Regions from separate parts of the Homo sapiens genome. Here region 2 is linked to region 1. A link is a loop called in an ENCODE intact Hi-C map of the cell type or tissue named here. Cell type or tissue: uterus. All regions are shown on one strand. Each heading gives the region's core, and the rest is flanking DNA. Links, peaks and the distances in the headings are about the cores only.

What was found. A loop is a pair of places that touch in the nucleus more often than their neighbours do. Peaks named below come from ENCODE experiments on the same cell type or tissue, not always from the same donor. Only the 100,000 strongest peaks of a DNase experiment are listed, where the experiment ranks them.
Region 2: it touches region 1 in a loop (9-fold over the local background); 15 of 110 quality-filtered maps call a loop at or near these places.

The regions. Positions count from the first base shown.
Region 1 is chr1:247,365,420-247,381,001 of GRCh38, reverse strand. ZNF496-DT (ZNF496 divergent transcript) reads right to left here. Exons shown (of 3, transcript NR_168399.1): 2 at 6,859-6,995; 3 at 3,770-6,345. Among named protein-coding and RNA genes, the nearest start is that of ZNF496-DT, 41 kb to the right of the region's middle. RefSeq lists a silencer at 7,061-7,110. In uterus, for the core only: CTCF peaks have their summits at 7,009 and 8,101 (motif pointing left); DNase peaks (open chromatin) are centred at 6,951, 8,101 and 9,591; H3K4me3 peaks cover 448 bases.
Region 2 is chr1:247,033,540-247,049,121 of GRCh38, reverse strand. It overlaps ZNF670 (zinc finger protein 670), which reads left to right. Exons shown (of 4, transcript NM_033213.5): 2 at 9,585-9,711; 3 at 10,252-10,312; 4 at 10,695-14,485. The coding sequence ends at 11,673. The region is part of intron 1 of ZNF670-ZNF695 (ZNF670-ZNF695 readthrough (NMD candidate)); the gene reads left to right. It also overlaps the pseudogene LOC100420880. Among named protein-coding and RNA genes, the nearest start is that of ZNF695, 33 kb to the right of the region's middle. RefSeq lists a silencer at 3,491-3,658. In uterus, for the core only: no CTCF peak of the experiment used is centred there; no DNase peak of the experiment used is centred there.

The DNA.
Region 1 (15,582 bases), core at 3,273-11,272:
AGGTCAGGAGTTTGAGACTACCCTAGCCAATATAGTGAAACCCCGTCTCTCCTAAAAATACAAAAATTAGCCAGGTGTGGTGACGCACGTCTGTAATCCCAGCTACTCAGGAGGCTGACGCAGGAGAATCGCTTGAACCCGAGAGACGGAGGTTGCAGTGAGCCAAGATCATGCTATTGCACTCCAGCCTGGACAACAAGAGGAAAACTCCATCTCAAAGAAATAAAAAATAAATAAATAAATAAATTAGGAGAATTAAAAATTGTGGCTGGGCCAGGTGCAGTGGCTCACACCTGTAATCCCAGCACTGGTGGGGACTGAGGCAGGAGGATCACTTGAGCCTGGGCAACAACTGAGAACTTCTCTCTACAAAAAATTTCAAAAATGGACCTGGTGTGGTGTCATGTGCCTGTAGTCCTAGCTACTTGAGAGACTGAGGTGGGAAGATTGCTTGAGCCCAGGGTTTGGGGCTTCAGTTCACTAGAGATGATTGCATCCACCATTGCACTCTAGGCATGGCAACAAAGCAAGACCCCGCCCTCTAACTCAAAAAAAGTTGCAGTTAGACAAGAAGGATAAATGATAAGTATTTAAGGTGATGAATACAGTAATTAGCTTGATTCAATAATTACACACTGTATACATATAGTAACATCACTGTGTACCCCATAATTATATATGGTTATATAATTAAAATTTGTCAAAAAATAAAAATAAAATTTTAAAATTAAAAAAAGTTAAAGGTTGAAAGGAGGAAAACTACTTTTATGAAATCGAACAAAAATATGAAATGCCACCTAGACATTTACTTAACAAGAAATGTGCAAGATCTATATGAAGAAATGTTTTAAGTACTGAGAGTCACCAAAGAAAGCTTGAACAAAGGCTGAGATAAACCATGCCCTAGGCTAAGAAGTCTCATGTATTAGACTGTTCTTGCCTTGCTCTAAAGAAATACCTGAGACTGGCTAATTGATAAAGAAAAGACGTATAATTGGCTCACGGTCCTGCAGGCTGTACAGGAGGCATACTGCTGGCATCTGCTTAGCTTCTGGGGAAGCCTCAGGAAATTTACAATCATGACAGAAGTCAAAGGGGGAGCACACACACCATATGGCCAAAGCAGGAGCAAGAAAGTGTGAGGGGGAGGTGCCACACACTTTTAAATGACCAGACCTCATGAAAACTCAGGATCTCGAAGACAGTACCGAGGGGATGGTGTCAAACCATTTATCAGAACTCCTCCCCCATGATCCAATCATCTCTCACCAGGCCCCACCTCCAATATCGGGGATTACAATTCAACAGGAGATTTGGTAGGGACACAGATCCAAACCATATCAGCTCAGTCCCAGAAATCTGATATTTCTCCCCCAGTTAATCTAAATAGTTAACATAGTTGGGGGAGAAAAGGGAGAACTACACAGAATAATGTGAGAAAAGCCAGAAAACTCTGAAAAGGAAGTGTAAAGATGAAAAAGTAATCCCTGCAGATATTAAAATATTTTAGAAACTAGAGTTGGCGGCGGGGTGCGGTGGCTCACGCCTGTAACCCCAGCACTATGGAGGCCAAGGCAGGCGGATCACCTGAGGTCAGGAGTTCGAAACCAGCCTGGCCAAAATGAGAAAACCCTGTCTCTACTAAAAATACAAAAATTAGCTGGGTGTGGTGGCGCGTGCCTGTAATCCCAGCTACTCAGGGGCTGAGGCGGGACAAGTGTTTGAACCCGGGAGGTTGCAGTGAGCCAAGATCGTGCCACTGCACTCCAGTCTGAGGGACAGGGTGAGACGCTGTCTCAAAAAAAAAAAAAAAGAAAAGAAAAAAGAAAAAAAAGAAACCAGAGTTGGCTTTTGGAGGCAGGACAAGAAGGGCTTGCTCCTCGGCGGCCATTGTGTTTTTGTGCGCTCTTGGATGGGGTTATGTCCCACATTGTATTTGTTTATGTCTGGCCCCCAACTAGTCCATGGCCTCGGGTCCATGGGCCCCAGTATATTCATCTCTGCGTACCCAGTGCCCAGATTGCTTGACACACAAAGGGAGCTCAGGGAATGACGCAAGGAGCAACACCTGCATCGCACGACCTTCCTCCTCCCTCCGTGAAGGGACACGTGTGTGGGGCGAGCAGCGCAGCCAGGTCATGACCTTCCTCTCCCTCCCTGAAGGGACACGTGTGCGGGGAGGGCGGGGAGAGCAGCTCGTGGCCAGGTTGGCCGCACGTGATGCTAGCGTGCTCTTTACTCTCCAGGTTTCGGGTGTCTATGTTATACCTCCAAATGTTGAAATTATTCATATCAGTAAGGTTCTCCATTCACATTGCAAGTGTTCTGTTTGCTTTATGCGAAGGTGTTCTCCCATCAGCTCCCTTACCACTGCCATAACAAGAGCCAAGCTGCCGACATCCCTTCCCTGACAGAGGGTGCTTTTGTACTTCTCAGCTCCTGTCCAAGAGCCTCAGGATGATAGACAGCCTCCTCTGTTCTCCTGGAAACACCCCTCCACCTCCAAATCTGTCAGTCATGGTGCCTGGAACCACCCAGAGCCATCTGTTGTCCCTGTTAAAATAATCACGTTACTGGAAGTTTGGTTTCTTCTGAGGCCTCTCCCCTTTACTGGTAGATGGCCACCCTCTTGCTGTGTCCTCACATGCTCTTCCCTCAATATGTGTCTGTCCTAATCCACGCCTCTTATATGCACACTCACAGGGCACCCTACATACAGTTGCCTCCTTGTCCCGTCTCTTCCAGGGATCAGCACCATGCTTTGCAAATAGGTGCACAATCAATGCCTATCAGATTTATATGCACTAGTTAAAATGAACTTGATTCATTTTTCTTGATAATGTTAATTCAATCCTTATGAAAAATTATGTCCAAGAGGTATGCAAGGCACTTTGTAAACATCACCCTACTTAATTCTCTGAACTGGCTTTGTCAGAGGCATGCGAACCAGAACTACTCCATCTCGAATGGGCTGGGTAAAATGAGGCTGAGGCCTACTTGGCTGCATTCCTAGATGGTTAAGGCATTCTAAGTCACAGGATGAGATAGGAGGTCGGCACAAGATACAGGTCATAAAGACCTTGCTGATAAAACAGTTTGCAGTAAAGGAGCCGGCCAAATCCCACTAAACCCAAGATGGCTATGAGAGTGACCTCTGGTCGTCCTCACTGCTACACTCCCGCCGGCACCATGACAGTTTACAAATGCCATGGCAATGTCAGGAAGTTACCCTATATGGTCTAAAAAGGGGAGGCATGAATAATCCACCCCTTGTTTAGCATATAATCAAGAAATAACCGTAAAAATGGGCAACCCACAGCCCTCAGGGCTGCTCTGTCTATGGAGTAGCCATTCTTTTGTTCCTTTACTTTCCTAAAAAACTTGCTTTCACTTTACTCTATGGACTCACCCTGAATTATTTCTTGCGCGAGATCCAATAACCCTCACTTGGGGTCTGGACAGAGACCGCTTTCCTGTAACAGTTTTACTCACAACACATCTGACACCAAACCTGTGGGTTTTTTTCTTCTACACAGCAGGCACCAACTAGGTATCCTACAATTCAATTCTGACATGTCTACCTGGAGCTAGAGTGAAATCCCACAGGTTATGGGCTTGGTCCCACAAAACTGCCCCCACTTCATGGAAGTTCCAGGTTTGTTAACCAGCACTTTTGACTGACCAGCTATAAATTCAAGGGTTCCCACACACAATCCCTCTATCTCAGGTTTGGTAAATCAAGAGAATGGGCTCACAAAACTCAGGAAAGTGCTTTACTTCCTGTTACCAGTTTATTATTATAAACAGCACAACTCAGCAACAGCCAGATGAAAGACACAGACAGGACAAGGTATGCGAGGCAGAGTCAGCGCTTCCACACCTTCACCAGGCACAACACCCTCCCAGCACACGAATGTGCTCCTGAACCCAGCAGCTCTCCAAACCTTTTCTTTAGGTTTCTTATGGTTCCATTATTTAAGCATGAATGATCAAATCACTGGTCATTGGCGATTAAACTCAATCTCCAGCCCCTGTTCTTTCCCTGGAAGTCACGGACTGGAGCTGAAAGTTGCAAGGCAAAGTTGATTCCCCTGGCAACCAGCCCTCATCCTCCAGGAGTCACCTCATTAGCATAAACACAGGCATGGATGAAAGGGGCTCGTTAGGAATAACAAAAGATTTCCTCTTGCCCCTATCAGTCAGGGAATTCCAAGGGGTTTAGAAGCCTCCATCAGGAAACAGGGACAAAGACCAAATATCTAATTCTTATTATCACAGATCCTCACAGCCATCCTGTCTGGCGTGTACCGTTAACAACGTCCTCATTCTATCGATGATGTAACTGGTAGATAATAATCACCACATGAATTATAGCATTTTTTAAAATTATACTTTAAGTTCTAGGGTACGTGTGCACAACGTGCAGGTTTGTTACATATGTATACATAAACCATCATTCTGAGCAAACTATCGCAAGGACAGCATTTGTTATATATAAACAACAGTTCTGTAAATTATAGATCGTACTCTACATTGCAATATATATAATCACACATGTACTATGTATAAGGTATTATCATATAACCTAAAAGAAGTAGACATCAGTACTTGTTATTGCATTGTATATTATGTATACTAAATTATTTCTAAAATAACCCTGTGTGGTGAGAACTACTTGATCCTTATTTGATGAGTGAGGAAACAGTGCTAAGAGAAATTACATAACATGCACATACCCACTAGTATGTATGTCTCCTAAAGAAATTCGGATTCATGCTCACAGTGATACGTGTACAAGGGTCCTCAGTGAGGAACTGTTTGCAGCACCAAGAGAGTAAAAACTGCAAAGGGGGAATCATATCAGTGTAACCGCCCAGTGGCTTCACCTTGCTGCTGCCTGGACAGAGCCGATTTCTCAAGAGAGCGGAATTGCAATAGAGAAAGAGTAATTCACGCAGAGCCGACTGTGCAGGAGACAACAGTTTCATTATTACTCAAATCACTCTCCCTGAGCATTCGGGCAGCAGAGTTTTTAAGAACAACTTGGTGGGTGTGGGGAAGCCAGTGAGCCAGGCGTGCGACTGGTCAGAGCTGAAATCCTAGGGAGTCGGAGCTGTCCTCTTGTGCTTACTCTGCTTCTGGTGGGGACGCGGGACCGGCTGGCGAGTCCAAGTGCAGCCATCAGTTGTCAGAAGTGCAAAAGCCTGAAAACACATCTCAAAAGGCCATTCTCAGGTGCTACAGTAGCGATGTTCTTTGCAGGAGTAATTAGGCAAGTTGCAAATCTTGTGTCCTCTGGAATAATGGCCGGTAATTACGCTTACGGCTCAGTAGAATTCAGGCCCCTGTCATCCTCCTAACTTGGCGGCCTTTCATTAGTTTTACCAGGGCAGTTTAGTTTTGGGGAAGGGCTGTTATCATTTAAACCATAAACTAAATTTCTCCCGAACTTAGCGTGGCCTGTAACCACCCAGTGGGTTCACCTTGCTGGCTGCCTAGATGGAGCCGATTTATCATGACAGGAGAACTGCAGTAGAGAAAGAGTAATTCGCGCAGAGCCGGCTGTGCAGGAGCCTTGTTTTATTATTACTCAAATCAGTCTCCTCAAGCATTTGGAGATCAGAGGTTTTAAGGACAATTTGGTGGGTGAGGGGAAGCCAGTGTGTCAGGAGTGCTGATTGATTCGGTAGGACATTAAATCATAGGGAATTGAAGTTGTCTTCTTGCACTGAGTCAGTTCCTGGGTGGGGGCCACAAGATCACATGAGCCAGTTTATCCATCTGGGTGGTGCCAGCTGATCCATTAAGTGCAGGGTCTGTAAAACATCTCAAGCACTGAGCGGTTTAGGGAGGGTCACAATCTTAGAGCCTCCAGCTGCATGACTCCTAAACTATAATTTCTGATCTTGTGGCTAATTTGTTAATCCTACAAAGGCAGTCTAGTCCCCAGTCAGGAAGGATGTTTGTTTTGAGAAAGGGCTGTTATCGTCTTATCGTCTTTGTTTTAAACTATAAATTAAGTTCCTCCCAAAGTTAGTTCAGCCTACACCCAGGAATGAACAAGGACAGCTTGGAGGTTAGAAGCAAGATGGAGTTGGTTAGGTCAAGTCTCTTTTGCTGTCTCAGTTACGATTTTGCAATGGCAGTTTCAGGCCCATGCTTAGGAATGAGCTAAGAGAGCCAGCCTGTGAGGCTAAAAGCAACATGGAGTCAGCCATGTCAGGTTTCTCTGACTGTCTCAGTGATAATTTTGCAATGGTGGTTTCATCCGCACATCTACGCTGCATCTGACGTGTTGCTAAGTGAAGAAAGCTGTGTGCCACATACATGTATCTCCTCATCCAACTGAAATTTTTTAAAAATTGTTTTAATTTTTGTGCAGATAATACAGACATGTACCCCACCACACACAATGTAAACTGCAAAAGCAAAAAACCGAGATGCCTCGTCCACAGTTCAACCCTCTGCGAACAGAGCCATCCTGGATAAAAGGTATGCCTCCAAAATATCTAAATATAGATAAAGATATATCGAGAGGGAAATAATGATATATAAGCGCCCATTCACATTTGTGTGTGTGCGCCTGTGTATCAACAAATAACACACATGTACCGAAGTGTTATGGTTTATTTCCTTCTCACAACCAACTCTAAACAAAGCCATGATACTGCCCAAAGTCAGCAAGACGGAGGCCAACCAGCTGGCTGGCCTCCTTTAGGAGCTTCAAACTTTTCAATCCCAAATTCAATAGGAAGAAGGAAGAAGAAATAATGAGGAAGAGGGAGGAATACGGAGGCGGGGAGGGGGCAGAGGAGAAAGAAAAGGCAGAAACAGAAAAGAGGGAACAATGTCCCGTACCTTGCTTTGCTCCTGCAAAGTAAAGGCCACCTGAGGAGGGTCGGGGTGAATCCTTCACATGGGTGGACAGAAAAGCGAACACTTTCCACCAGAGGGCGCGGGAAAGGGGCCTCAGACTTGCTCGGCTGAAACCCAACCTTGTAAGAAAAAACAGAAAAGGCGCTCAGTGCTGGTCCCAGCACCCAGTGTGCGCTGGCTGCAGGCACCGGGTGGGCCTGAGCGGCTGCGGGGCTCGGTGCCCTGGGCTCGCACCGGGGGTTGGCGAGGGGCGCGGGGCGCGGGGCGCGGGGAAGCCTCTGCAGGGCTGGTCGCTTTCACACTCCCAGTAACATAGACTGGGGCGCTGGGGAAGCTGTTAAAGAAGCCAGGCTTCGAGATGTAACACGCCCCGATTCGTTTCATTTTTTCTTTTTTTTTTTTTTCTTTGAGACGGAGTCTCACCCGGTTGCCCAGGCTGGAGTGCAGTGGCGCGATCTCGGCTCACTGCAACCTTCGCCCCCGGGCTCAAGCGATTCTCCTGCCTCAGCTTCGGGAGTAGCTGGGATTACAGGCGCGCGCCACCACGCCCGGCTAAATATATATATATATATATTTTTTTTTTTTTTTTTTTTTTTTTTTTTTGAGATGGAGTCTCGCTATGTCGCCCAGGCTGGAGTGCAATGGCACTATCTCAGCTCACTGCAACCTCCGCCTCCTGGGTTCAAGCGATTCTCCTGCCTCAGCCTCCTGAGTAGCTGCGATTACAGGCACATGCCACCACACCCGGCTAATTTTTTTTGTATTTTTAGTAGAGATGGGGTTTCACCATGTGGGTCAGGCTGGTCTTGAACTCCTGACCTCGTGATCCGCCCACCTCGGCCTCCCAAAGTACTGGGATTATAGGCGTGAGCCACCACGCCCGGCCTAATTTTTGTATTTTTAGTAGAGACAGGGTTTCACCATTTTGGCCAGGCTGGTCTCGAACTCCTGACCTCAGGTGATTCGCCCGCCTAGGCTGGGATTACAGGCGTGAGCCACCGCGCCCGGCATATTTTTTTTGTACTGTCAGTAGAGATGGGGCTTCACCATGTTGCCCAGGCTGGTCTCAAACTCCTAAATTCGAGTGACCCGCCCGCCTCGCCCCCTGCAGTGCTGGATTACAGGCGTGAGCCTCAGTGCCCGGGTTTCCCATTCATTTTCTAGCTGGACACGGAAGGATGTGACCGAGACGCTGACGGCGTCCGTACTGTCCTCGGCGCCCTCTGGTGGTCACAGCCAAGTACAACTTGCGGAACAATTCAGCTCCAGCTAAATTTGGCAGTGCCAGGGATGGGTCTATCACTCTTCTGGGAGGAAAACGCATGACCTTGCAATTTGTTTTAAGAACGACCATAGTGGGCTGAGCGCAGCGGCTCACGCCTGTAATCCCAGCACTTTGGGAGGCCGAGGCGGGCGGATCACGAGGTTAGGAGTTTGAGACCAGCCTGGCCAACATGGTAAAACCCCGTCTCTACTAAAAATACAAAAATTAGCCGGGTGTGGTGGCGCGCGCCTGTAATCCCAGCTACTCGGGAGGCTGAGGCAGGAGCACTGCTTGAAGCCGGGAGGCGGAGGTTGCAGTCAGCTGAGATTGTGCCATTGTACTCCAGCTCTGGGCGACAAAAACGAACAAACAACAACAAACAAACAAACAAAACGACAGGAGCGACCGGATCACAGGCTCAGGCCTGCGATCTCAGTACTTTGGGAGGCCAAGGCGGGTGGATCACACGAGGCCAGGAACATGCGAATCGCTTGAACCCAGGAGGTGGGGGTTACAGTGAGCCAAGATCGCGCCACTGCACCCCAGCCTGGGCAACTAAGCGAGACCGTGTCTCAAAAAACAAACAAAAAAAAAACAGGGCCTGTGCCTCTCCACGGTCACCCTTTACTAAATGTGCATGTGCGTGTTCCCACTAGTCCCGGGAATGGACGCCACGTCTCCGCAGCACCTGCACGGCTGGAATACCGCAGAATTGTGACAGGCATTGGAACCAGAGCAATTCCATCTTGAACATGGGCTGGGTAAATTGAGGCTGAGACCTGGAAGGCTGCACTCCCAGACAGTTAAGGCTTTCTAAGTCACAGGATGAGATAGGGGGTAGGCACACGATACAGGTCATAAAGACCTTGCTAATAAAACAGGTTGCAGTAAAAAAGCCGGACAAATCCTACCAAAACCAAGATGGCCACGAGAGTGACCTCTGGTTGTCCTCCTTGCTACACTCCCGCCAGCGCCATGACAGTTTACAAACGCCATGGCAACCTCAGGAAGTCACCCGGTATGGTCCAAAAAGGGGAGACATGAATAATCCACCCCTCGTTTAGCATATCATCAAGAAATAATCATCAAAATGGGCAGGCAGCAGCCCTTGGGGCTGCTCTGTCTGTGGAGAAGCCAATCTTTATTCCTTTACTTTCTTGATAAACTTGCTTTCACTTTACAGAGTCACCCTAATTCTTTCTTGTGCGAGATCCAAAAACCCTCTCTTAGGGTCTGGATTGGGACCCCTTTCCAGTAACAGAAGCACAAATACGGTTTTGTCGCCCACATTCTAGGGCTTCTGGATGTGCAAATACGGCTTTTCCCCCCGCATTCTAGGGCTTCTGGATGTGCAAATACGGCTTTTTCCCCCGCATTCTAGGGCTTCTGGATGTGCATTCTGGGCAGGCCTTAGATTCCAGGGTTAGCCACTGCAGTGACTGCTCAAGATCACTCCTTGGCCCCAGGCCAGACAGGGTGCAGAGGATGACTGTCCCAGGATGGATCACCCCAGAATCCCCAGTAGCAGCACATTACTTGTAAAAAACATTCTTTTCAGGATTTGTCCCACTCGAGACACTTTAATTTTAGAATAGGCTACACGACTGCTAATGAGTAGTAAGAGCAGACACTGTGCTTGGAGCCATAATAAACCCTCCTCCACTGGGAGTGCATCTTCACTTTCCCATTCCTGGAGGTGAGAAGAGAGAGTAGCTGAGAACATTCTGAGTTATGTAAGGCATACAACATTTATTTATTTATTTATTTTGAGACAGAGTCTTGCTCTGTGACCTAGGCTGGAGCGCAGTGATGTAATCGAGGCTCTCTGCAGCCCCTGCCTCCCGGGTTCAAACAATTCCCCGGGAGGCATACAAAATTTATCAGGCTCAGAGAGACAGCAGTATGGGGGGGCGGGGGCAAGGCGGGGGCAGTTGTTTAAAGGCATTTTGTTCCTGACTAGCTGCATCACCTATTATCTCCATGTTGCTAGCGTTTGTGATACAAAGAAAAATGTATAGCTAACCAATAGCTTATGTTATTTTAATGTAAATTTTTTATAAACAGCTGAGGAACTGCCTCTTTCATCCTTTAAAAACTCACTTGCAACTGCTGCTAATTGGAGGATATATTCAGAGCAACTTGAATCTATCTCTCCCGGCTTACAGTCCTCAAACTTGGCCCAAATAAACTCCACTTATATTAATTTTGCCTCAGTTTCTTCTTTAATCAACAAAGGGAAGGGAAGTGCCTAAGGGAAGTGGGGCTGCCTAAGAATGCTCAAAGCAAGCCCACCACTGAGGTCTGGGCAGAGAGTGATACTTCAGGCTTTACTGCTCCTCTCAACCTGGGAAATTTTCCTTTTGTTTTGCATTAAAATACAGTGGGGGCAACCAAACTCCCTCGATGAAAAAACGGATAAGGACAATTTGAAAAACACAAATAACTGAATACTCATTCAGCTTTTAAAAGACGAAATTGGCCAGGCGCGGTGGCTCACACCTATAATCCCAGCACTTTGGGAGCCCAAGGCGGGTGGATCACAAGGTCAGGAGATCGAGACCATCCTGGCTAACACGGTGAAACCCCGTCTCTACTAAAAATACAAAAAATTAGCCGGGCGTGGTGGCGGGCGCCTGTAGTCCCAGGTACTCAGAGGTTGAGGCAGGAGAATGTCGTGAACCCGGGAGGCGGAGCTTGCAGTGAGCCGAGATCGCACCACTGCACTCCAGCCTGGGCGACAGAGCCAGACTCTGTCTCAAAAAAAAAAAATTCAAAATTTTGTTATATGGACAATAGGGATAAATCTTGAGGACACTATGCCAAGTGAAATAACCAAGTAACAAAAGAGATACTGGGCCAGGTACGGTGGCTCACACCTGTAATCCCAGCACTTTGGGAGGTCCAGGCAGAAGGATCACGAGATCAGGAGATGGAGACCATCCTGGCCAACATGGTGAAACCCCGTCTCTACTAAAAATACAAAAATTAGCTGGGCGTAATGGCGCATGCCTGCAGTCCCAGCTACTCAGAAGGCTGAGGCAGGAGAATCACTTGAACCAGGGAGTCGGAGGTTGCAGTGAGTGGAGATCGCGCCACTGCACTCTAGCCTGGCGACAAAGGGAGACTCCGTCTTAAAAAAAAAAAAAAAAAGCCAGTGGCACAGTAATCATTCTCCTACAATTACCCATGCTATGTGAGTTAAAATAAAATTTTGTATGCTTATCTCCCTGTTAATCTGCCTATTGTCAGTTGATTTTGCAGCAAAACTTCAGAGAGTGAAGCAGCTTTCTCTTGGCCCCTACAGATTTGGCGCTGTGAGCAGGATCACCAAAACTGTTTAGCTCTTCTGAAGCCAGGAGTCCAAGGAACCTGGGGCCTGACAGGCCAGCAGAAGGGGAAGAATTTGGGAGTAGTTAGATTCTTGGCATCTGTAAAAAGTAAAGTAGAGGTTCCTCTTCAAAGACTTTCCTCCCCATCTAATTAGGAATAAATAGTAACTTCTATTAGAAGCAAAATTTATTCAAAGACCTGTGCTAACATTCTTAAATATCTGCTAGCCGTAATAAAGAAATCAATGTTCTTTATGTTCTTAGCTCCCACAATTTAGCCTAAATATCTGCCCTGGCATGCTTATACTGGTCCAAGTAAGCATTAGGTCACAGCCTGTTCCTCTTCCTTATTTGAAGGTGTTTTTACCTTTCTCAGCATTCCACCAGTTACTTCCTCTTTCCTTTGTTCCCCTCTACCTTTGCCTCTTTTAAAAAGTTCTAAGTTGCTAGCCAATCGAGACAAATACAGAATGTGAGGTCCCGCTCCAGCCAGTGGAAACCAGACACAGCAGTAGGGAGGACGCGTCAGGTTATAAATGACCCTGTCTCCTTTGTTCAATGCACTCTCATGGCAAAACTGCTGATGAGTGTACCCTTTCTGCAAGAAGTAAAAATGGCCTTACTAAATAAATTAAATTCATGTTCAAGTGCTATTTCTTTACCGCACCAAGGAAGAAACATTTCAAACAGCATCTGTCTGTGCAATCCAATCAAGCAGACAGTAAAACTGTTTCCTTTTCCTTTTCCAAATTTAAGATAAATGGAAAGAAAGAATTTATTTATTTATTTAGAATCAGCTCTGTTGCCCAGGCTGGAGTGCAGCGGGACAGTCATGGCTCACTGCAGACTTAACCTCCTGGACTCGAGGGATCCTCCTGCCTCAGCTTCCTGTGTAGCTGGGACCATAGGTGCACTCCACCATTCCCTGCTAACTTTTTGATTTTTTTGTAGAGATGGAGTCTCAGTTGTTGAGGCTGGCCTCAAACTCCTGTGTTACTGGAAAGGGGTCCCAATCTAGACCCCAAGAGAGGGTTACTGGACCTCCCACAAGAAAGAATACAGGGCGAGTCCATAGAGTAAAGTAAAAGCAAGTTTATTAGGGAAGTAAAAGAAACAAAAGAATGGCTACTGCATAGGTACAGCCGTGGTGTGAGCTGCTCAACCGAGTATACCTACAGTTATTTCTTGATTGTATGCTAAACAAGGGGTGAATTATTCATGAGTTTTCCGGGAAAGAGGACTGGATTTCCAGGAACTGAGGGTTCCTCCCCACTTTCAGACCATATAGGGTAACTTCTGGATGTTGCCATGGTATTTGTAAACTGTGGTGGTGCTGGTGGGAGTGTCTTTTAACACGCTAATGCCTTATAATAAGTATCACATAATGAGCAGTGAGGATTACCAGAGGTCACTTTCATCAGCATCCTGGTTCTGGTGGGTTTTGGCCGGCTTCTTTACCACATCCTGCTTTATCAGTGGGGTTGTTGTGACCTGTATCTTGTGCTGACCTCCTAACTCATCCTGTGACTAAGAATGCCTAAGCTCCTGGGAGCCCAGCAGTTCTCAGCTTTTTTTTACCCAGCCCATCTTCAAGATGGAGTCCCTCTTGTTCAAATATATCTGACATCTGGACTCAAGGAATCCTCCTGCCTTGGCCTCCCAAAGTACTGGAATTACAGGGTGAGCCACTGCACCCAGCCAAGAAAAGCATTTATACAGGCTAATTTTAGACACACAAACGCTGGTTTATTTTTGGTATGACTATTTCATGTTGTCTGATCTTTTTCCTTTCAGAAACATTCTTTTTTTTCCTGTGTCTCTGTCTTGCTGTCATAAAGATTCCCTCTCATCTTGCTTAATATCTTTTATGTCAGGCTCTCAAGAGCCTGACTTGTGACCAAGTGGGGAGCACTCTTGCTTGGTCTCTACCAACCCGGGGAGTGGTTGGGGGAGTGGCATGACTTTTGGGACTTTTGGGTCATGTGTGTTGGTCAGTTGTATTAGTCCATTTTCACTCTGCTTACAAAGACATACCCAAGACTGGGAAGAAAAAGAGGTTTAATTGGACTTACAGTTCCACATGGGCTGGGGAAGCCTCAGAATCATGGCAAAGGGCAAAAGCCACTTCTTACATGGCAGCAGCAAGAGAAAATGAGGAAGAAGCAAAAGTAGAAACCCCTGATAAATCCATCAGATCTTGTGAGACTTATTCACTATCACGAGAATAGCATTGAAAAGACCAGCCCCCGTGATTCAATTACTTCCCCTTGGGTCCCTCCCACAACATGTGGGAAATCTGAGAGGTACAATTCAAGTTAAGATTTGGGTAGAGGCATGGCAAAACCATATCATTCCACCCCTGGTGGCTCCAAATCTCATGTCCTCACATTTCAAAACCAATCATGCCTTCCCAACAGTCCCCCAAAGTCTTAACTCATTTCAGCATTAACCCAAAAGTCCATAGTCCAAAGCCTCATCTGAGAAAAGGAAAGTCCCTTCCACCTATGAGCCTGTAAAATCAAAAGTCAACTGGTTACTTCCTAGATACAATGGGGGTACTGGTATTGGGTGAATACAGCCGTTCCAAATGGGGGAAATTGGCCAAAACAAAGGGGTTACAGGGCCCATTCAAGTCTGAAATCCAGCAAGGCAGTCAAATTTTAAAGCTCCCAAAATGATCTCCTTTGACTCCAGGTCTCACATCCAGGTCACACTACTGCAAGTGGTGGGTTCCCATGGTCTTGGGCAGCTCTGCCTCTGTGGCTTTGCAGGATACAGCCTCCCTCCCGGCTGCTTTCATAGGATGGTGTTGAGTGTCTGCAGCTTTTCCAGGTGCATGGTGGAAGGTGTTGGTGGATCTAGCATTCTGAGGTCTGGAGGATGGTAGCCCTTTTCTCACAGCTTCACTAGGTGGTGCCCCAGTAGGGACTCTGTGTGGGGGCTCCCACCCCACATTTCCCTTCTGCATTGCCCTAGCATAGGTTCTCCATCGGGGCCCCACCCCTGCAGCAAACTTCTGCCTGGGCATCCAGGCATTTCCATATGCCCTTTGAAATCTAGGCAGAGGTTCTCAAACCTCAATTCTTGACTTCTGTGCACCCACAGGCTCAACACCACATGGAAGCTGCCAAAGCTTGGGGCTTCCACCCTCTTCTACCCTCTGAAGCCACAGCCTGAGCTGTACATTGGTCTCTTTCAGCTGGGACACAGGGCACCAAGTCCCCAGGCTGCACACAGCCTGGAGACACTGGGCCTAGCCCACAAAACCACTTTTTCCTCTGGGCCTCCAGGCCTGTGATGGGAGGGGCTGCCATAAAGGTCTCTGACATGGCCTGGAGACATTTTCCCCATGGTCTTGGGGATTAACATTAGGCTCCTTGCTACTTACTTGCAAATTTCTGTAGCCAGCTTGAATTTCTCCCCAGAAAATGGGTTTTTCTTTTCTCTTACATTGTCAGGCCACGAATTTTCCAAACTTTCATGCTCTGTTTCCCTTTTAAAACTGAAGGCTTTTAGCAGCACCCAAGTCACCTCTGGAATGCTTTGCTGCTTAGAAATTTTTTCCATCAGATACCCTAAACCATCTCTCTCAAGTTCAAAGTTCCACAAATCTCTAGGGCAGGGGCAAAGTGCCTTCATTCTCTTTGCTAAAACATAACAAGAGTCAGCCAGACTCGGTGGCTCACGCCTGTAATCCCTGCACTTTGGGAGGCCAACGTGGGTGGATCACCTGAGGTCAGGAGTTTGAAAACAGCCTGGCTAACATGGCAAAACACAGTCTCTACTAAAAATAGAAAAATTAGCGGGGAATGGTGGCGCACACCTGTAATCCCAGGTACTCGGGAGGCAGAGGCAGGAGAATTGCTTGAACTTAGGAGGCGGAGGTTGCAGTGAGCCGAGATGGCACCACTGCACTCCAGTCTGGGCAACAGCCAGTTCCCAACAAGTTCCTCATCTCCATCTGAGACCACATCAGCCTAGACCTTATTGTTCATATCACTATCAGTACTTTCGTCAAAGCCATTCAACAAGTCTCTAGGTAGTTCCAAACTTTCCCACATTTTCCTGCTTCTTCTGAGCCCTCCAACCTCTGCCTGTTACCCAGTTCCAAAG
Region 2 (15,582 bases), core at 2,644-10,643, 330 kb after region 1:
ATCTCAAAAAAAAAAAAAAAAAAGAAATGAAACAGGAGGTATTACAAACAATACAACAGAAATACAAAAGATTACTAAGGCTACTTTCAACAACTTTATGTGCACAAACTAGAAAACCTAGAGGAGATTTATGAATTCCTGGAATTATGAAACTCTCCTAGATTAAATAAGAAATAAATAGAAACTCTAAACAGACCAATAACAAGGAGCGGCATTGAGATGGTGATATGATTTGACTGTGTCCCCACCCAATGTCTCACCTTGAATTGAGAGACCAGGTGGAAGTAATTGTTCTCACGAAATCTGATGGTTTGATGAGTGTTTGGCAAGTTTCTCCTTCAGTCATTCTTCTTCCTACCACCATGTGAAGAAGGTGCCTTGCTTCCCCTTCGCCTCCTGCCATGATTGTATTTCCTGAGGCCTCCCCAGCCATGTGGAACTGTCAGTCAATTAAACCTCTTTCCCTTACAAATTACTCAGTCTCAGGTATTTTCTTATAGCAATGTGAGAATGGACTAATACAGTAAGTTGGTACTGTAGAGAGTGGGGTGGTGCTATAAAGATACCTGAATATGTGGAAGTTACTTTGGAACTGGGTAACAGGCAGAGGTTGGAACAGTTTGGAGGGCTCAGAAGGAGACAGGAAGATGTGGGTAAGTTTGGAACTTTCTAGAGACTTGTTAAATGGCTTTGACCAAAATGCTGATAGTGATATAGACAGTTAAGTCCAGGCTGAGGTGGTTTCAGATGGAAATGAGGATCTTCTTGGGAACTGAAGCAAAGGTGACTCTTGCTATACTTTAGCAAAGAGACTGGCAGCATTTTGCCCCTGCCCTAGAGATCTGCAGAACTTTGAAATTGAGAGAGATGATTTAGGGTATCTGGGAGAGGAAATTTCTAAAGAGCAAAGCATTCAAGAGGTGACTTGGGTGCTCTTAAAAGCATTCAGTTTTATGCATTCAAAAAAAGGTGGTCTGTAATTGAAACTTATGTTTAAAAGAGAAGCAGAGCATAAACGTTTGGAAAATTTTCAGCCTGATGATGTGATAGAAAAGAAAACCCATTTTCTGAGGAAAAATTTAAGCCAGCTGCAGAAATTTATGTAAGTAATGAGGAGCCAAATGTTAATTGCCAAGACAATGGGGAAAATGTCTTTAGGACATGTCAGAGGTCTTCACGGCAGTCCCTCCCATCACAGGCTTGGAGGCATAGGAGAAAAAAATGGTTTCATGATCCGGGACCCAGGGCCTTGCTGCTTTTTGTAGTCTTGGGACATGGTGCTGTGTCCTAGCTGTGGCTAAAAGAGACCAATGTACAGCTCAGGCCATTGCTTCAGAGGGTTCAAGCCCCAAGTCTTGGCAGCCTTTACTTGGTGTTGGGCCTGTGGGTACAGAAAACTTTAAGAATTAAGGTTTGGGAACCTTTGCCACGATTTCAGAGGATGTGTGGAAATGCCCGGACGTCTAGGCAGAAGTTTGCTGCAGTGGCCTAGCCCACATGGAGAACCTATGCTAAGGCAGTGTGGAAGGGAAATGTGGGATTGGAATCCCCACACAAAGCCAAGTTAAGAATTGAGGTTTGGGAACCTCTGCCACAATTTCAGAGGATGTATGGAAATACATGGACGTCTAGGCAGAAGTTTGCTGCAGTGGTGTAGCCCACATAGAGAATCTATGCTAAGGCAGTGTGGAAGGGAAATGTGGGGTTGGAATCCCCACACAAAGCCAAGTTAAGAATTGAGGTTTGGGAACCTCTGCCACAATTCCAGAGGATGTATGGAAATACACGGATGTCTAGGCAGAAGTTTGCTGCAGTGGTGTAGCCCACATAGGGAATCTATGCTAGGGCAGTGTGGAAGGGAAATGTGGGGTTGGAATTCCCACACAAAGCTCCCATTGAGGCACTGCCTAGTGGAGCTGTGAGAAGAGAGCCACCATCCTGCAGACCCAGAATGGTAGATCCACTGACAGCTTACAGTGTGTACCTGGAAAAGTCACAGACAATGCCACCTTGTGAAAGCAGCCAGGAATGGGGCTGTACCCTGCAAAGCCATAGGGGTGGAGCTGCCCAAGGCCATGAGAGTCCACTTCTTGCATCAGCAGGACCTGGATGTGAGACATGGAGTCAAAGGCGATCATTTTGGAGCATTAAGATTTTATTGCCCTGCTGGATTTTGGACTTGCATGGGGCCTGTAGCCCCTTTGTTTTGGCCATTTCTTCCATTTGGAACCGGTGTATTTACCTGTTGCCTTGGGCAACCTCATTCCTGTGGCTTTGCTGGATGCAGCCCATGTGACTTCTGACATACTAGAGTCAAATGCTTGCAACGTTTCCAGGCTCACAGTGCTTTCTGCTTGTGGCTGTACCATTCTGGGGTCTGGAAAGCAGCAGCCCTGTTTCCACAGCTCCGCTAGGCAGTGCCACTGTGGGGACTCTGTGTGGGGGCTTCATCCTCACATTTCTCTTGGCACTGCCCTAGTAGAGGCTGCCTGTGGGGTTCCACTCATGTCAGGCTTCTGCCTGGGCACCTACATTCCTGATACATCTGAAATTTAGGTGGAAGCTACCAAGCTTCCTTAACTCTTGTATTCTATGCACCTGCAGGCTTAACACTAAGCGGAAGCCTCCAAGGCTTATGGCTTGTGCCCTCTGGAACCGTGGCCCAAGTGGTATATGGTGCCTTTTTAGCCAAAGCTGGAACCAGAGCTACTGGAATGCAAGGAGCAGTGTCCTGAGGCTGCACAGGGCAGTGATGCTTTCGACCTGGTACCCCAAACTTTTTCCTTTTAGGCCCCTGAGCCTGTGGTGAGAGGGGCTGCCACAGTTTTCTGAAATGCATTACAGGTCTTTTTCTTAGCCTCATGGCTGTTGGCACCTGGCTCCCCTTTAGTTGTGCAACTCTCTCTTACAAGTCATTGCTCCACAGGCTGCTTGGATTCCCTCTTTACCACAGGGCCAGGTTGCACATTTTCCAAACTTTTATGCTCTGCTTCTCTTTTAATCATGTTTCAACTTTAAATCACTTCTGATTGTGGGGGCAAAGAAGCGACCATACCACCTCTTGAATCCTTTGCTGCTTAGAAATGTCTTCCTCTGGAGACTCTTAAGTTATTACTCCTAAATTAAACCTCCTACAAATCCTTAGGGCATTGGACACAATGCAGCCAAGTCTTTGCCAGGGTGTAACATGGGTGACCTTTGCTCAAGCTCACCAAAACTTTGTCATTTCCATCTAAGACCTCATTGGCCTGGCTTTCACTGTCCATATTTCTGTCAACATTTTGGTTTCAATCACTTAACCACTCTCTAAAAAGTTCTAATTTTCCTCATCTCCCTGTCTTTTTCTGAGCCCTTGAAAGTCTTCCAGCTTCTGCATGTTACCCAGTTCCAAAGCTGCTTTCACATTTTCAGGTATCTTTATAGCAACACCCCACTCCTCAGTGCCAATTTTATGTATTATTCCATTTTTCCATTGATATAAAGTAATACCTAAGACTGGGTAGTTTATAAAGAAAGTAGGTTTATTTGACTCACGGTTCTGCAGGCTGTACAAGCATGGCACCGGCAGCTGCTTGGCTTCTGGTGATGCCTCAGACGGAAGGCAGAGGGGGAACAGGCAAGCCACATGGTGAGAGAGGGAGTCAGAGAGAGGAGGAGGAAGGTCCAGCCTCTTAAATACCCGGCTCTCCTGTGAACCAACAGAGAACTCATTACTTCAAGGACAGCACTGAGTCATTTATGAGATATCTGCCTCCATGACCCAGATGCCTTCCCCTAGGCCCACCTCCAACATTGGAGGTCACATTTAAACATGAGATTTGGAGGAAACACACAGCCAAACCGTATCAACTGGTAATGTTTGTGGATGTAAAACTCATAAATTACTGGGGATCCCTAAGCCTGGGCACCCAGGAGATGTTCTCAAACTTGAGCAGCTCACCAATTTCAGTTTGGTTTTTCCTATACACGTACTGCTACTCTTAGAGGATTCTTATGGTTTTCTCATCAAGTGAGTTACGATTCTCTGGATGTGCCTCTCTGTCTCTCTAATTTGGTTTGGTAGTTTTTACTGGGAACTCAGTTCTTTAATGGTTAATCTTAGAATTGTTTAGTTAAATTTATTTGCCTTTTATTGTGAATGTGAATGTTGCTTTTTTTTTTTAACTTTTGTGTTCTGGGGGGTACATATGCAGATTTGTTACATGAGTAAATTTCATGTTTCTGTGTTTTGCTGCATAAATGATTTTGTCACATAGATAGTGAGCATAGTGCCTGATAGGTAGTTTTTTGACTCTCACTTTCCTCCCATTCTCCCCCTCAGGTAGGCCCCAGTGTCTGTTGCTCCCATCTTTGTGTCCATGTATACTCAACAGTTAGCTTCCATTTATAAATGAGAACATGTGGTATTTGGTTTTCTGTCAATGCATTAATTTGCTTATGATAATGGCCTCCAGCTGTGGCCATGTTTATGCACAGGACATGATTTAATTTCTTATAGCTGCATAGTATTCCATGGTGTATATGTACCACTTTTTAAAAAATCCAGTCCACTATTGATGGGCATTTGGATTGATTCCGTGTCTTTGATATTGTGAATAGTGCTGTGATGAACATACAGGTACATGTGTCTTCTTGGTAGAACAACTTATATTCCTTTGGGTGTGTATCCAGTAATGGGATTGCTGGGTCAAAAGGTAGTTCTGTTTTAAGTTTTTTGAGAAATCTTCAAACTGCTTTTCACAATGGCTGAACTAATTTACATTCCCACCAGCAGTGTGTAAGTGCTCCATTTTCTGCGCTACTTTGCCACCATCTGTTAAAGACTCTAATAATAGCCTGAATGTTGCCTTTGTTTTTTGGGGTTTTTTTTTTCCAATTATTTCTCCTTTTATTGCTCCTTCCGTGAACCTTGACAGTCTCCTTTGGTGGTCTCAGGAAATCTTTTCAACATAAATTATTTCTCAAGCAAAGGAAAATTTACTTTGAGCATTAAGACACATACATAGTTCTGCTGTATTTGTTAAATGGCTCTTGGAGCATTTGATCCTTGGTTGAAGGCAGAAGATACCCACATTGGTTTGAGGAGCATTGTCTTCTGAAATCTTTTTGTAAATCACTCTTCTTAAGAAGTTCTCTTTTTCGGTGTTTACCCAGGTTTTCAAGAAGTTGTTCAAAAACTCACATAAGGTGCTAGACTGGTCTTATATCTCTGGTTCTATGTTTAATATCAGATTCAGTTTAATTCTCCTTTTTTCCTCTTCATTAGTGGAAATGGCATCCAGTTCATGGCAGATGAGGCTTATGGTTGGAACAGTAAATGGATCAAACCGATCCAGTTTCTGCAAATCAGTAGGCACAGAAATGCGACCTGTTTTAGGATGAACGCTAAAAGGGCTCTGCGGTAAATGATTGATTTCTTTGTTGACATTGATACCCCATCGTGGAAACAGTCCTGGAGCATAATCTCCCACTGCAGCCAGGATCCACATTTTGATTTTTGATGTTATTCTGACATCTGCTGGTGCTCCCAATGCTGAAGTGAATTGTGAGACTTTTGGAAGCTTTGTTGAAGTTCATCCTGAATTGTTTCAGGAACAAGGGCTAAAATCTTATCCCAGCTTTTGTTATTTTTGAGAATATCTTGATTAACCAAGGCATATTCTTCAAAGTTTTTTTTATTATGTTTATAGATTTTCTGACAAAAGGGTGAATTTTTTCAGTTAGGTGAACTTTCTTTTTAACATCTTGACCATGCTTTACAAGGCTCAAATACTCAACTATCCCAGAATATACCACCGAAGACAGTTTTCTAACTGATTTATCACAGACCAAACAATGTACACCCCTCCTTCCAGAATATACCCAGAGACAATGCTTAAATCCAAAGTCCTCCTTCAGTGCTGTGTTAGTGATGCGTATGGCCCTTGTCATGAGGGTCCAGCACGTAGAACATGTATCTGCAGAACTACAGCATCTCCTCACATTGTCATGTCTGTCATGTCAGTGTCAAACACCAGTTCTTTTTCCTGAGCCTGGAAAGCTCCCAGCCTCACTGTATTGTGTTGATTGGGTCTGTGGGAATATACTGCACCTATATCAATCTTGTATGGATTCACTTTCTGCATCTCCTTTTCCAGATCACTCTGGTTGTTGAAGGATTGGTATCGAATGTAATGTCATCTTTCAATGTGAATGAAAATTCACAGTGTTGGGAGTAATTCTTTATCACTCTGCTGTAGTTGAGCCAGTTACAGTACAGAGAATAGGGAAAGAGCCTCTGGTAATAACATTTCAGTAGCTCAGACAGCGTGGTGGGGTCAGACATTTTCATGGAACTCAGAACTCAACCTAGGAAGCTTGACCATTGCCTTTTATGCCTACTTGCTCTACTGGAAATCAGAAGTGTCTGTCTCCATTTTTTTCTTTAATTCACTGCTGTCAACTTTTAATCCTAAACTTACTTTCTTCTACTTCTGACGTCACATCAGGATATGGTGAAAACAAGCCTGGGTGCTCTCTCTGGGTTTTGGCAGCAGATTGAAACCATGTAAATCTTTTCCCTTGAAACTGAATTCTCATCCTAGCTTTCCACCTACCCTCAACAGAAAACACAGGCCTGGCTCCTTTTCTTCCTCATTCAAACCATATCAAACCACCTTGAAAGGCCTGACCTAATGGATCCACAAGTGTCAATTTTCTGAGTAATAATTTCCTACCCTTTCCAAACACATCTCTGCCCGTGACCATCGCACTTAGTACCACTAGCAGAATGTTCAGACATTGCCCACCACCATGTGGTTCTGTCTTCTCTCGCAATGACTTGCTAATCGGTTCTGCCGCCTGGTATCTGGTGTGTACTTTAGCTGCTTGCTGAGCAACTAGCACTGTGAGCTGTGCTGCTCAATTTACTTATTTCTGTGAAATCTGTAAATCACGACTCAGATCACGTTATAAGGCAAAGAAACATAAAAATTGTGTTCTTTTACATTTTAATTAATTTTTAAGTTTTCTATTAAGAAATACAGTAAGAATGAGTAAAACATTTGTCAAGAGTTTTAGTAACAATAGTTGAAGCAACTTGGAAATTATAATTAAGATTCTTAACTGGGCCTCCTACAGTCATTAAGAGTTTTCTGATGGTTCCCACCTAGACTTATCTCTTAGTTGACCACTGTTGTGATTGTTTGGCTACTTTTTTGCATTTTTATCATCTGTAATTTTTCAGTTCCATTTTGCTTTACTTGAACTTTCTAAAATGAGTATGAATGGAATTAAAACAAAAAGGTTTATTGGTGATTTCCTTGTGTCAGTATGTTTCACACATGCTAGTGCCTGAGGCTGTGGACCATTTAATTCAGCCGTCCATTTTAATGATTCTGATGTGAGGGCTTTTTCAATTGTATTTTTTTGCTTTTGGGAAAAATAATGCTCCTATGATTTTATGCCACATCTCCAAGTGCAAATGCACCGTAAATTCTCTGGACATTTTAGAAAAATTAATGGGCTACACATTGTGGTAAGTTCAAATTAGAGCAATGGAGGGTATCAGTTGACTCCTCCTTCCTTCGTGAGTAACCCGTTTGCCATGGCCGTCATCACATGGAGTTGATTTTTTTCTTCTAGTCAATTTCAAATGTCATATACCTGACTATTTTCTATTTTCTCATTACCAAGGAAGTTGACTTTTTAAAAAAATAGGTGGTCTTTCATCTTCTTTTAAGTATGCTTTGCTTATTTTCTCACTTTTAAATCGTGTTCATTTTTACACTTCATACTAATTCTTTTATATTGCATGTATTACAGTTTTTTCCCACTGCTTTTTGCCTTTTAATTTCCTGAATATTAATATATGTGAATTTGCCAGTTCCTTTTTTTCTGTTTAAATGAATTCTGCCCATTTTTCTGTCCAAAAATACCCCTGTTTTCCTTCGAAGTCTGAACGTATTTTAGTTTTGTCTTTCATATTTGAAATAAAGAACTTGATTATTGTTCATGGAATAGAGGGGAATGCAATGTACTTTTTCAGTTAGTACCAATTTGCTCTACTGTATGTTTTAAAGTGCTTTTGATTTCTTCCACTATTCTGGAATGCTCTGTCATTAATGAACTTTACATACAAAATTCCTGCTTACAGGCCAGGCACAGTGGCTTGTAAGCCCAGCACTTTGGGAGGCCAAGGCAGGCAGATTACCTGAGGTCAGGAGTTCAAGATCAGCCTGGGCAACATGGTGAAACCCTGTCTCTACTAAAAATACAAAATCAGCTGGGCGTGGTGACACATGCCTGTAATCTCAGCTACTCGGGAGGCTGAGGCAGGAGAATCGCTTGAACCTGGGAGGCAGCGGAGGATGTGGTGAGCCGAGATCACGCCATTGCACTCCAGCCCGGGCAACAAGAGTAAATCTCCATCTCACCAAAAAAATAAAATAAAAAAATAAAATAAAAATAAATTCCTGCTTATTTAAAACTTTTTTCCCTTTTGGACTATTTGTTTATCTCCACATTAATACTGTCCTGAATATTATAGTTTGAAAATTCTGATACATGGTAAGGAAGCCATTGCCCTATTGTTTGGAAGACTTTGACAATTCTTAGACATTTTTTTTTTGTTAGGTTTGGAAAAGTAGTTTTCAGTTGCTAATAAAGTGTCTGTTTTGGGGATTGATGGAATTTTTTAAGGCTATTTGAAAGAGGTGATATCTTGATGACATTGAGTTTCTTCTAAGCACACGTACTATCTTTCCACTTACTCCATTGCACTTTGTTGTTATCCAATAGAAATTTTAAAATTGTTTTGTTTGTTATTAAAGATAAATTATCAGTCTTATTTACAACTGGGTTTAATTTGGTCTGGAGTAAACTACTTGCAAGCTTCCAAATATTTTCTTATTATAATCACGTTGATGCCTCATTTCTCCAGTTAACAAGTTGTAACAGCATATGAGAAATATTGTTTACCAAGAATGCTCATTAGAGACTTAATGCTCAGAGTGTTTTTCAGAGCTGATCCCCTAGGTACCACTGCAAGAATGGAGTAAAGTAGTAGGCTTTCAGAAACAAAACAAAACTGGAGTTCAGCGAATAATATATTGTTTGCATAAGATTGTTTACATATTGTGAACCACTCACTTAGGGTGATGAGATCCGTCAAAAAAATCTATTTTCTCACACCAAAAGGTCAGACTTTGTGAGCAGGTATTTCTAAGGATATGTAGTCTTAAGACTTAATACTAACTGTTATACACAACAAATAGCATGACTTCGTTATGAGAGGCCCTTAAGATAAAATCTACACATAGAAATTAGGGGTGACCTCATTTCTTACAGCACAGTTTATTCCCTGCACCTGCCAATGAGACAGGTGTTCCTACTCTGCTGTTGACTTTCTGAATAGTTTCATTTTAGCATGAAGAATGTTGAGTGGGCAGCAGTAAGTGCAGACAGAGAGTAAAGTTCTGATGACCAGGTCATGGAAGAAATGTTTGAAGTCTGCAGAATTATGTTACGATTTTATGAGATGAGTATAGATTCTTAGTACTGTCTGTCTAAGCCATCCTCCTCTCCACATATGTGCGATATTCTAGGATTCAGTGTCATTTGAAGATGTGGCTGTGGCCTTTACTCAGGAGGAGTGGGCTTTGCTGGATCCTTCTCAAAAGAATCTCTACAGAGATGTGATGCAAGAAATCTTCAGGAACCTGGCTTCTGTAGGTAAGAATAACAACACTTATTCACGTAGTTGATTACAACGCAAGTGTTTTGGCTGGGCGTGGTGGCTCACACCTGTAATCCCAGCACTTTGGGAGGCCAAGGCGGGTGAATCGCCTGAGGTCAGGAGTTCAAGACCAGCCTGGCCAACATGGTGAAACCCCATCTCTACCAAAAAAATAAAAAAATTAGCCAGGCGTGGTAGCAGGCGCCTGTAATCCCAGCTACTTGGGAGCCTGAGACAGGTTAATTGCTGGAACCTAGGAAGTGGAGGTTGCAGTGAGCCGAGATTGAGCCACTGCACTCCAGCCTGGTCAACGAAGAAACAATCTGTCTCAAAAAAAAAAAAAAAAGAAAGAAAGAAAAAAGAAAAGAAGAAGAAAACAAGTGTTTCTTGGTTATGAATGTTTCCTGATTTGGCATGTGGAAAGGGAGTACTTTGGTGAAAAAAATTAGTTATGGTCACAGTGTATAGTGAACCTTGAATCTAGCAATTTTTAAAGTTTCTAATCATTTGAATAATCTTATGGTTGTACCTTTTAGGAAACAAATCAGAAGACCAGAATATCCAAGATGACTTCAAAAATCCTGGGAGAAATCTAAGGTAATTTGCATTCACAAGAGCAAAAATGCCCCTTGAGGGAATCTTAGCATGTCATAAGTTTTTAAAACAGACAAAACAACTAAGAACCACTAGAAATTTTTTTTTTCCAGAAAAGTCTTAGCAAAAAATACACCTGAATGTAACATTGATGTTCAATATTTTCAGAATATTTTACTTGGAAACACCACCAAGATACTGTACATGTGACTATCACAATTATGATAATAATGATAATAGCTATGGGGGACCCATATCTTACAGTAATTAATTTATTTACTTTAAAACAATTTAGATATGGCAGGAAACTTGCATTTTCCATGGTATTAGTAGCAATGTAAACCATGAATAAATGTACCATTAATGATGTTTATCATTTTTACAGCAGTCATGTGGTAGAGAGACTGTTTGAAATTAAAGAAGGCAGTCAATATGGAGAAACCTTCAGCCAGGATTCAAATTTGAATCTGAATAAGAAAGTTTCTACTGGAGTAAAGCCATGTGAATGCAGTGTGTGTGGAAAAGTCTTCATATGTCATTCAGCCCTTCATAGGCACATCCTGTCTCACATTGGAAACAAACTATTTGAGTGTGAGGAATGTCCAGAGAAGTTATATCATTGCAAACAATGTGGGAAAGCCTTTATCTCTCTCACCAGTGTTGACAGACACATGGTAACACACACTAGTAATGGGCCTTATAAGGGTCCAGTGTATGAGAAGCCTTTTGATTTTCCTAGTGTATTTCAAATGCCTCAGAGCACTTACACTGGAGAGAAAACATATAAATGTAAACATTGTGATAAAGCCTTCAATTATTCAAGTTATCTTCGTGAACATGAAAGAACTCATACTGGAGAGAAACCCTATGCATGTAAGAAATGTGGTAAATCATTCACTTTTTCCAGTTCTCTTCGCCAACATGAAAGATCTCATACTGGAGAGAAACCCTATGAATGTAAGGAATGTGGCAAAGCCTTCAGTCGTTCCACTTACTTGGGAATACATGAAAGAACGCATACTGGAGAAAAACCCTATGAATGTATAAAATGTGGCAAAGCCTTTAGATGTTCCAGAGTCCTCAGAGTCCATGAAAGGACTCACAGTGGAGAAAAGCCCTATGAATGTAAACAATGTGGTAAAGCCTTCAAATATTCTAGTAACCTATGTGAGCATGAAAGAACTCACACTGGAGTGAAACCTTATGGATGTAAGGAATGTGGTAAGTCGTTTACTTCTTCCAGTGCCCTTCGAAGCCATGAAAGGACTCATACTGGAGAAAAACCCTATGAATGTAAGAAATGTGGTAAAGCCTTCAGTTGTTCCAGTTCCCTTCGAAAGCATGAAAGAGCTTATATGTGGTAAAAAACAACAACAACAAAACACCTCTGTCAATGTAAGAAGTGTGTTAAAGCTTTCAGTTATTCTAGTTTCATTAGAACACGTGAAAAAATTAAAAACTCAAATTAGAGAGAAACCCAACACATGTAAGGAAGATTAGAATGTATGCAATTTTCCTAGTTCCCTTCTAAAACTTAGAAGGACCCGTCCTGGGAAAGAACGTCATAAAATACGAAAAATGTGTTAGAACACTTTATTTTCCCAGCCGCTTTCAAATATATTTTTATCAGTGGTTCATTGTTAAAGAAGGTGTCTATACTTTAGATTTTCAGTTTTTTGCAGGGAATCATGGAGCTGAGAATTTCACAGATACTTTATAAGCCATAGTACATGAGCTTAATAGGCTGTGTTTTGTTTCTCATCAGTTAACATAATTTTTGTCTATTCATTTAAAAATTTGTTGGATCCCTAGACTAAGTTGAAATGTATTTCTAATAGTAGGCAATTTTAATTTTCATGTAGTTGTTTAATTGTTCTCTAATTAATGGACCAATGAAAAATGAGTTCATGTGTGTGTGTGTGTGTGTGTGTGTGTGTGTGTATTCTACCTTTTTATGGGAAAACTACTTTTTTGTTGTAAAGATTTTCTTCTGTTTTCTTTGCTAATAAAGAATTGTTATTAATTTGCATGTATGTGAAGTTTATATAGTCTCATGTACATTGTTATTTTCATTTTCTTTCCTTTATTCTGTCATGAGTTTTGGCTGTTACTTGCATAGTTCACTTTTTTAAAAAATGTTATGTTTTTAGAGAGGGTCTCACTTTGTCAGCTAGGCTGAAGTGTAGTGGTAATAATAGTCTTAGCTCACTGCAGCCTCAAATTCCTGGGCTCAAGTGATTCTCCCACCTTAGCCTCCTATGTAGCTGGAGCTACAGACACATGCCACCATGCTCAGCTAATTATATAATTTTAAAAATTTTTTATAGAGATGGGATCTCGCTGTATTGTCTAGGCTGGTATTGAATTCCTGGCCTCAAGCTATCCTCCTGCCTCAGCCTGTCTACATGTTGGGGTTACTGACATGAGCTACCACACCTGGCCCACTTTTTACTTTGAATTAAGAAGAGAGAACTGTGATTGGACAGTATGCTTGTCTAATCTGCGTGTGAAAGCATTCAGTCTCACCATCAAGTATATTGTGGATTTTTCATAAATATTCTCAAACAGGCTCAGGAAGTTTTCTTGTGTTTTTTATTTATTGTTTCATGGTAAAGGAGTGTTGAACTCTTATGACATGTTTTTTTCTGCATCTATTGAGATGATTTGTGGTTTTTGGCATTCTACTGATAGTCTATTACGTTAACTGGCTTTCAGATATAAATATATTATGGTTATCTGGGTGAAATTTGTCTTCATCATGGAATATAAGTATTTTATCTACAGGTTGAACATCTGTAAACCCCAGATTCCAATACCAAATCTGAAATGCTCCGAAGTCAAAAACTGTTTGAGCACCAGTCTTATGCTCAACAGAAATGCTCATTAGAGGATTTTTGATATTTGGATTAGGGATGCTCATCCAGTAAGTTTTCTGCAAATATTCCAAAATGTTAAAAGTCTGAAATCCAAAGCACTTCCGTTCCCAAGTATTTCAGATAAGAAACACTCAACCCATATTGATAACGTTCAATTTTCCAGTGTATTGTTGGGGCCTTTTGCATTTATAGTCAAATTGGTGTGCCCTAGTATACCATATAGTATAGCATCATCTGTATATATAGCATGTCTACATGTATACTTATATGTGTATAAGTAGCTATATAATATGTGGTATAGTACAGTTTTGTAAGTTACTATGAATTATGCATAACTAGTTTATATTATGTGTAATTAGCACTACAATAAATTGTATATTACAGGATTATGGCATTATAACATACTATTTTGATCTTATCAGTCTGTAGCCTAACATATTTCAGTTGCCTACCATTCCACAGATGCATTTAAACAAACCAATTGCATCCTTATGAGAACCAAGAAGCATCTCACGTTCTTGATACTACAAAGCATTCCCCTTACACCCTGTTTGTTCTATCTGCTCCGTAGTGCAAGTCTTGTGTGGACCAGCCTCGTTTACAGAACCCTCCCTTTTTTGTCTATGAATGTATGTAACTAATAACTTCTCTCAATCTTATCTGTACACTCATGGGTGTCACGTGTTTTTCCCAGTAGTCTTAGGGTCCTAATTTTTCCTGTCACCCATGAGACTGTGAAAACAATTGGCATTACCAACAGAATGAACCAACCATGACTGATGATATCTTTTCAGCTTTAACTACCTGCTTTTGTCTAACTGGTTCCATAATATAACAGAAGTCACCTGAATTAGAAACAGCAATTGATGGTGGACTTTCACTTTGGTCTACACAGTGCTTTGTGTTATCAGCTGTTGCCACCTCTTCCCACAGTAGAACTCTCAACTCCTAGACATGACTGGTTGACCAGCCGTTCCCCAGGAGGATGTATGTTCCACCTTGACCTGTGTTTGGCAGGCAGTTTCCAAGGTACCCCACATTGAGGCAGTGACCCAGCACCTTCACCACTGGGTTCTTTATTCCTGATTATCAAAAGTCAGACTACTGCTCTGTGGTAACTGCATCTCGTTTGGTTGCCATCACTGGATGCTTGGAGTAGCCATGTGAACGTTATTACTGTACACACTTGGGACAGCTCCAGGGATTTTGTGTGTGTGAAGTTGCAGAAAGGAAGAATGTCCCCATGCTGGGGAGAATTAAGCATGTCACCTAATTGTGTAACAAGATGACTTGTGCAAGACTAGTGGCCTTGAGTGTTTTCTTGTGCTGTTGCTTTTATGTGCATTCTTCTGATGAGGTGCACATCCATGGTGCCTCTTGGTCCAGGCACTGATGAGTCAAGAAAAGGGGAGGAAGCATTTGGCATTAGCCTCTTTCATTGCAGAACCTCTATCTAGTATATGGGCTTCTTTTAGCACTACTGATCAGCATGCCAAAGGCCTAACCTTGCAACCTAGATGACCTTAGTCAAAATGACCTTACTGTATGTTGCTAACACCAGCAAGATTGAGTGGCACTCACTGGAGGATTAGGTGTTCTTCAATGTGGGTTGACGGACTCCTGAACTGTTTTCTTTAACCACACAGATTGCCCACACTACCGATAAATCAAATGCTGCTACTTTGCATGAGAAGAATTAAAAGATAGTCTGAAGCAGTTTTTATAGAAAGAAGACAAAAGCAGTCATGAGTCATGCTGTGGTCCAGAAACCTAATAGCAGATGGCCAACTGGGACACTGAAATTTCTGTACTGCTACTGCCTATGTTTCTATCACAACAAATATCCTGATCCCTCACTGTTAAGGATTCAGAACTGTCCTCCAAGTTTTATTGGACTGGTCCGGTTCTACCCTCTTTCTTACTTGCAGTTTTCAAGAATAAGTGTAGAATGTGCTGGGAATGGAATATCCTGATATCAGAAGAGAATGGTAGAACAGCCCAGACTTAACAGTCTTCACAAGAAATACAATCTCTCAACACTTTTGGTCAGTGAGTCAGGTGATCCTGGGCTATAAAACCTGGGCTGGGCTATTTTCTGGAGTCTCTTAACTGTGTTGCAAGTGGGGCACATGCAATCAAAATTCCATCCTTCCAGGCAACTTCTCTGAACCTCAGGGGGACCACATCACACTGAATTTTAGACTTCTCATCTTCGATCCCTTTATAAGTAATAAATCAACTTATGTAATATGTGCATGAATGTGTTCTCTCTCATCATACTCAGACAAGCTGATAACAGTACACAGTGAGCCTGCTTTGGGGAGAAACAACCATGGTACCCATATGACACAGCAAAGGAGTTAATTCAAACATAAACCTAGAATTCTTTTTTTTTTC